2 separate regions of the Homo sapiens genome follow, and region 1 is linked to region 2. Evidence: chromatin contacts called from ENCODE Hi-C or POLR2A ChIA-PET data. All regions are on one chromosome and are shown on one strand. Each heading gives the region's core, a stretch centred on a gene start or an enhancer-like site at or near the end of the contact. The rest is flanking DNA. Distances are from core to core; before and after follow the strand shown.

Evidence for each region. Hi-C counts contacts between places; a loop is a spot of excess contacts on that map. ChIA-PET counts read pairs that join two places held with the same protein, here RNA polymerase II (POLR2A). Pooled maps may share reads with other maps.
Region 1: a pooled map shows a loop between it and region 2 (4-fold over the local background). The contact joins the promoter of CDC123 here to the promoter of PFKFB3-AS1 in region 2. A Hi-C loop is called at or near these places in 2 of 50 pooled maps. POLR2A ChIA-PET finds 5 or more read pairs at or near these places in 2 of 52 experiments (H1 and PC-3).

The regions. Positions count from the first base shown.
Region 1 is chr10:12,193,991-12,197,547 of GRCh38, forward strand. CDC123 (cell division cycle 123) reads left to right here and starts at 2,198. Exons shown (of 13, transcript NM_006023.3): 1 at 2,198-2,329. The coding sequence starts at 2,256. It overlaps NUDT5 (nudix hydrolase 5), which reads right to left and starts at 1,901. Exons shown (of 10, transcript NM_014142.4): 1 at 1,780-1,901. RefSeq lists an enhancer at 1,945-2,214.
Region 2 is chr10:6,201,346-6,205,183 of GRCh38, forward strand. PFKFB3-AS1 (PFKFB3 antisense RNA 1) reads right to left here and starts at 1,412. Exons shown (of 2, transcript XR_007062045.1): 1 at 1,095-1,412. PFKFB3 (6-phosphofructo-2-kinase/fructose-2,6-biphosphatase 3) reads left to right here and starts at 1,587. Exons shown (of 15, transcript NM_004566.4): 1 at 1,587-1,991. The coding sequence starts at 1,916. RefSeq lists enhancers at 1-257, 812-1,316, 3,056-3,558, silencers at 60-279, 1,310-1,639, 1,690-1,799, 1,920-2,429, 2,660-2,739 and a cis regulatory region at 1,250-1,781.

The DNA.
Region 1 (3,557 bases), core at 948-3,447, 6.0 Mb after region 2:
CTCAGCCTCCCGAGTAGCTGGGACTACAGGCATGCGCCAACACGCCCGGCTAATTTTTGATATTTTAGTAGGGACGGGGTTTCGCCATGTTGGACAGGCTGGTCAAACTCCTGACCTCAGGTGATGCGCCCGCCTCGGCCTCCCAGAGTGCTGGGATCACAGGCATGAGGCACCGCGCCCGGCCTATGCTCAAATGTTTCTTGGGCTGTTAAAGTACTGCTCCTCGCAGAAGGGCTATGTTCCCGGGATCTATTCTCTTCCGTACATTCATTCCTATCTTCATTAGAAAACATCTGACCTAAATAAATCCCCCATCGATGCTAACATCTCCTTCCGCGCAATTTTTTACTTTCTAAGTCAAATCAAAACAATTATTTGAGCGACTGCTCCTGTCTGCCATTAAGTCTTTCTGGCACCACCCTCCAGACATATATACAATATTGCTTCTTTCCCTCAAATCAGAAAGGACTGCATAGTTCCGGATCAAGGCATAAATGATGAATCATGACTGTCCATCCCCACCAACATACTCTGCAACATTATAATCTATTTACCTCTGCTTTGAAAATGTATTCTTTAAAGCACTGCTTCCAACTAGCCACTTAGCCAGTAACATTTTTGAGAAAAACAAAACACAACCCAAAACAATGTATATATTCCTGGGGGGAAGAGTTTCTAACTCAAAATACGCAGATAATTGTTTATTATTCTAAGGAACACCCTTCTGAAGAGGCCTGCAGTCGGTGGGGCTGTTTCTAATTTAAAACTACTTAGGTGAACCAGGAAGAATGTACATTTAAGGAGATACTTTTAGACGCAGATGCCTCGCGCAAGCCTAAAGCTCGTGTGGTAAGCGACACGACTAGGGGTTAAAAGCGGCTGGTTGGTAGGCCCGGGGCCGTGGCTCACGCCTTGTAAACCCAGCACTTTGGGAGGCTGAGGCGGGCAGATCACCTAAGGTTAGGAGTTCGAGACCAGCCTGGCAAATATGGTGAAACGCCGTCTCTACTAAAAACACAAAAATTAGCCGGCGTAGTGGCGCGCGCGCGCTCTCAGCTACTCGAGAAGCTAAGGCAGGAGAATCACTTAAACCCAGGAGGCGGAGGTTGCAGTGAGCCAAGATTGCGCCACTGCACTCCAATCTGGGCACAGAGTGAGACTCCGTCTCAAATAAATAAATAAAAGCAGCTAGTTACTTCTCATTCTTTTAACGAAACAAACAAAACTGAACTTTGCTGGGTGACAGGAGTGAAGCAAAGGAAAAAACGATAGTACAAGTTCGATTCGAATTCTTCCAGTCTTATGATTCGATCATCGCAGGAATACTGATAAAAATCTGCGTTTTTTCCAGGTTGACAACTTTTGCGAGGCCAGACTAAACGAATTCAGCGCTCCAAGGAGACTCCTCTTTCCTCTGCTTTCTCACATTTACCTCTCGCCTTTTACCTCCCAAAGTCGAACCCTCCAGGATCGTACAGGCGGTATTCCCTCTACCAAGCATTCTACTCCTCTGCAGATGCTGCAATCTTTACACTGGAACTAACACTTAGCTGTGGTGTTCCCCGCTTTCTTTACTCGGAGTAGCCCAGGCTCTTCCTCTCCAATCCACAATTTCCCTCCAATCCCCAGTTTCCCTCTTGGGCGCCTGGACGCGTGCCCAGCCGCAGCCTGGGAGACACCGCGCGGCTGCACGCACCATGCAGATGTGGTCCCTTTCCCCTTCTTCTTCTCCTCCCCAAAGAGGTTTTGTGCTGTGACTGGCTTGCCCCGGTTACTTACTCCAAGGTGTAGGGGTGAAGAACGGAAGAGGACGAAATAACTAGCTGGAGGCAGCAGTGTCAGCCGATGCCGGTGCCACGGCTCGAAACACCGGCGCCTCTCGCGGTGCTAAAAGGATGGGCGCGCACCCTCCTTCCGGCATCCGTAGAACCCCCGCCTTTGACCTAGCTTCAGGAGATTACTTTCCGGGTCAGCGTGCGTTTAGGGCGAAGACGGAGTTGTAAACTTCTTAAAATTCCTCTCTCGACACTTCGGTAATTCCTCTTTCGAGACTAAAGCTCTTTTTGTATGCGTGTGTGTCAAGCGTATGCCCCGGGATTCTCCTCCGCTTCCTTTTCTCGGTCTTCCTTCTTGCTTTAGGGACCGGAAGAGTCCTTGAACCAAAATAGCTCGGCGGGCACTTCCGGGGCCGGCGCCCAGAGTTCCGGGAGGGTGCAGGCAGGAGAGGGAAAGGCAGCAGCGGCGGCAGCTGGAGGATGAAGAAGGAGCATGTGCTTCACTGCCAGTTCTCCGCGTGGTACCCGTTCTTCCGAGGCGTTACCATCAAGAGGTGAGATGGGAGGGGGTTCGCCCGGTCGACCGGCAAAAGGGAACTGCGACTTCTGAGCGAATCTTACTGCTATCCAAAAAAATGCAGGCCTTCTAGCGACTGCATGGGAGGGAGTGTGTCGAGAGGGAAGTACATCAGCAATTGTCTGCGTCCTGTTGCGAGCCAGCGAGTGTGCTGGCTAGGAGGGTCAGTTGTGGTTTTCAGTGAGGGTCGGAGGCGGGAGGAATAGTGGATTAACCTAGTTTAGGCTTGGGAGTTCACCACCACTACTTTTAGAATGGCCCCAGGCGCAAGGTGATCACTGCCTAAGTGCACTCGGAGAATTAATTGCTTTTCGCCATCACCCCAGAGGATGGAGATTGGGAAGGTGAAAGGATACGTAATTACAGTTAGATACGAGAACAAGTTCACAGATATGTCGTACAGCATGGAGGCTATAGTTAATGACGATATACGTATTCTTGAAAAACGGAGAGTGGATGTTAGTGTTCTCACCACAAAAATAACTATGTTAGGCAATGCATTTGTTAGCTAAATTTATTCCACAGTGTATATATACTTAAAAACATCAGGTAGGCGGCAAGTATTAATATATACAATTTCATCTCTCAGTTTTTTTAAAGGCGTTGATAGAAAATCTGGGCTTTGCACTTAACTGATTTTCTGAGCCAACATTTCAGTAATTGCTGATTCATTATATGATGGTTTCATTCAATAAAGATCGGATATGTACTTGAAAATGTGTAACTGGCTTAGAATGGTTAAAATGTATAAGAAAAGTTTCAAGTTCTTAAATAGTATTGGAATGTGTGGTAGAACCTTAGATTCATTGTACTTAACAATTTCGCTTGTTAGCTTTGTAAGAGTAAAATACTTAGGAAGGCTTATTTGTAATCAGCAAATAGACATATTAAGAAAGAAAATTGAGTGGTTTATGAATAGAATTTAAAATTTTAAAGAGACTTTTAAGTTGCAAAGTTTCGCTTGAAATTGTTTAAAATTTAGTAGATTTTCAAACGTAATAAGATTTGTTAGAAGAAATTAAAAGCCTGAAGAACTAGATTTTTTTTTTTTGAGACAGAGTTTTGTTCTGTCGCCCAAGCTGGAGTGCAGTGGCAGCGATCTTGGCTCACTGCAAGCTTCCCTTCCCGAGTTCACGCCATTCTCCTGCCTCAGCTTCCTGAGTAGCTGGGACTACAGGCGCCCGCCACCACCCCCGGCTAATTTT
Region 2 (3,838 bases), core at 162-2,661:
AGCCGCCAGAGCGCGGAAACCAGACCGTCAGCAAAGCTGTCGCGGGAACAGGGGCTCTGAGAGGGCGGCGCGGGGGGCGGGGTGCCGGAGTGGGGGTCGAGGCGGGAGGGGGAGTGGGGGTCGAGGCGTGGGGGAGGGTGGCGGGGCACAGGCCAGGTGGCCGATGTTGCGCGTTCCGGGGCCCCTCGGCAGGCGGCGGGTCGGGAGGAGTGGAGGCCCGGGTGGGGCGGGCGCGCGGGGCGGGAGCAGCCCCGGTCGCCGCCTGGGCGCGGGCGCCCTCCCTGTGGAGCATGCGGGACGTGAGCGACGTGTGGCAGCCTCTGCGCAGACTTTTCCGCCGCGGTGTAGGTTTCAGCGAGCGCCGCCTTCCCTCCAATCACAGCCCAGCCTCAGCGCTAAGTGTGCACCTCTCTGCAAGGCGGCGCAGCGCTCCCGTACTGAGGCTTCGTTTGCAAAAGTTACATCCGTCCCGGCGCGGGCGGCGGTTCCCCACCAAAAGCAACCCAGATCTTCCCCGCACGCCTCTGACCTGACTGCACGACTGTCACAAGTCGCGAGCTGGTGCAAACTGCGAGGGCCGGGAAAGGAGACGGGGCACGCATGCACCAAAAAGTGGGGAGGCAGAGCTGCAGGGTGTGCAGGATAACGGAGTGAATTTTAGGAGTCTGCCTAATAAGGGGCCGCCCCCAATAGTTTTCCCTCGACTTAGGTAATGAATTGCAGATCGAAATGGGTCTAGTTTTATTCATTCTTCTACTCGGGGCGATAAAGGTTTATTGAATGGTGTACATGGTGAGTGTGAAAACCAGATGCCAGCTGCCCCCAGCCCCAGTCCACTTCAGTCCAGCTCCCCGGGGCTTTCCCGCCCCCTCCTCGTACCCAGCACCGCGGGCCTCTCAAGGTTCCCAGTCTTTGGGCTAGGGGAGGGGAGCAAGGCTCAGTTCAAGTCCAGGTTTCTAAGGGATTCAGCAAAGTGGACAAGGACGAGGTGAGGTGGGAGGATCAGGGAAGCCTCCTCCCCGCGGGTCGCCCGGGTCGTGGCGGGGGATGGGCTCACGGGTATTATCAGGGAGCAGCCTGGCCCATGTCCTTACCTGGACTGCGCCTGCCCCACAGCGCGTGTTAGGAATGCAGAGTATTGGGGCTCCATGGCCCTAAAGGAGCTGCATTGGTAGGATGCACTTTAAGCAGCTTCCCAAGGGATTCGGCTGCGGGGTCCACGGTCTACACTGGGCAGGACTGCGTCTCTGCTCTCCTCCCGGCCAGCACAGTTGAGGTGAGGGGCCGGAATTAGTCGGGGAAGCTGTGCCAGACGTCCCGAGGGGACAACGGGACGAGGGGATAACAGCAGCCAGGACCCTTCAGCAGGGCTGGGCGCGCTCCAGGCCCGGGGCAGGGCGGCGGGAGCTGGTGCACCGCCGTCGCCGGCCCGCAGGGGGAGCTCGCAGGCTGCTTCCCGGCTCGCCCACCCTCCTCCCCACGTGGAAGGGGGCTGGGACCCAAGGAATGCGGCCCGCCCCGAGGCTGACGTACGCGTCTGCGGCCAGCCCGGACTCTTTAAAAGCCGGCGGTGCGCGGGGCATCCCAGCCAAGCCGGAGAGGAGGCGAGCAGCAGGGCCTGGTGGCGAGAGCGCGGCTGTCACTGCGCCCGAGCATCCCAGAGCTTTCCGAGCGGACGAGCCGGCCGTGCCGGGCATCCCCAGCCTCGCTACCCTCGCAGCACACGTCGAGCCCCGCACAGGCGAGGGTCCGGAACTTAGCCCAAAGCACGTTTCCCCTGGCAGCGCAGGAAACGCCCGGCCGCGCGCCGGCGCACGCCCCCCTCTCCTCCTTTGTTCCGGGGGTCGGCGGCCGCTCTCCTGCCAGCGTCGGGATCTCGGCCCCGGGAGGCGGGCCGTCGGGCGCAGCCGCGAAGATGCCGTTGGAACTGACGCAGAGCCGAGTGCAGAAGATCTGGGTGCCCGTGGACCACAGGCCCTCGTTGCCCAGATGTGAGTGCAGCTGCGCGGAGCCGGGTTGCAGGGCGGGCTGCGCCGGGCCGGGCCATTGTGTGGGGCGGCTTTGTGCCGACGCCCCTCTGCGGGGGGCGCGCCCGTGCGGGTCGCGCCGGCGGGGCGGGGCGGAGGCGCGGGCTGCGCGTCCTTGGCCGGGCGGCGGGGGCGCTGTGGCCCTTGTCCCGGTGGCTGCCCCGCCGGCCCGGAAACGGCGAGTGCGCCCGGCCGGGCTGCGTACCCCGAGACGGAGGGACGCGCGCGCCTGGGCAGGCCAGGGAGGGGATCCACATCCTCCGCGATCCCTGTCCTCGACACCCGTCTCGGGCGGCCGTCGCCGGAGCGCAGCCCAGGGACCCGGCCGCTCGCGCCTCCGCCCCTTTTCACCGTCCGGATCTCCTCTCTCTGCATGTTTCCATCTCCTCTCCCGCCTTGCTATGCATTCCTATCCCCTCGCTTCACTTAATAACCTATTTCTCTGTCCTGTTTTCTCTTTCGATATATATGTCTCTGTTTTTCTCTGTTTCTACCTCCTTCCTCTCCCACTGTTTCTTTCTGCTTTTATCTCTTTCTCTCTCCTTCTCTCTCTTCCGTGCATCTCCAGTGCCATGGGGGCGCCCGTGCTGGGGGCGCCAGGAGAGCCACCTGGAGCCACGCCTGTGTCCCCGGCTTTGGGGAGGGTCGGTGGGTTGGTGAGTGCACGGTTGGCGCTGCTCCACGCGCCCCGGGCGCACGCACCCCCCGGTGCTCGGAATTGGCTGGCAGTACCCTGCCCCGCCCCGCCGGTCGCCGCCCCCGCCACCAGCGATCGCTTGGGAGAGGGTTACCTCGAGCTCCACCTCAGCTGCGGAGCGCCGCCGCGGAAAAGGGCGGGTGGGCAGCGCAGAGGGGCGACGCTGCCTCTCCAGGTAATGCGCCCCGGCTCCCATGGGCTGGACAGGGAGCCGCCTGGTGCGGTTTTGCCCAGGTCAGGTCGTAGCCTGAGTAGTGACCGTGGGATCCAGGTGCAAACTCTCGAGGTGGCTTCGGGTCATCCGAAGGCGCCTGAGCGCAGGCGGCTGGCAGGCAGGGTTGCCCGGCTACTACGTTTCTTAGGACGGCCCCCGCGGGACTTGGCAGCTCTCCTGGAGCCCTGCTCGGTCTGAATCACCGGCCTCGTCCAGACCTGCCCCTCTCCCCACACCCACCCCCATGGTGTGCCCTGGGTGGGGACGTCAGCAGATCCACCCTGGTGGACTTCAGGGTTCTGGGGTAGCCCTCAGGAGAGGTCTTGTTCCCCCTCTTTGTGAGGTAGCCCAGGACTGGGGGATGTGGGTGTGTTGCCCAGCCCAGTCAGATGCGCTTGAACTGGGGTGGCCCATGGTTCTCTTGTCTTTGTGTAAAACCTGTAAGTGGAGTGGAATGCAGCTCTTAAATCCCCAGGGAGGTTTGGCCAAGGCCAAATGCAGAAACAACTTTTGCATAAAGCAAGTATTATCTCTATAGCACTTTGTAAACTGCATTGGAGGCTAGTCCCACATATGTAAATACATGTGATTGTATACGAATGCCCACGGGTCTGAGAGGAGTGTCCCGTGACTTCCAGGGCTCTGAGATCTGTTGGCATCAGCTCAGTTGTGATCTTGAGAACTCCAGCGTGCACCAAGGCGTCCTCCCTCCAGGCTTGGATCCTGATCCATTAGACCCCATCAACCTGCACGTCTCACACGCAGTGAGAGATTTGCCTAAGAATCCCTGTCAGAATCATTCAGAGCTGGAGGGTGGGAATTTGGCTAAAGCCAATGGATTAATTCTTTTGTCCCGCCTACTGCTGGTATCCTCCTGTGTGGCTTTGAGGTATAGTCTCA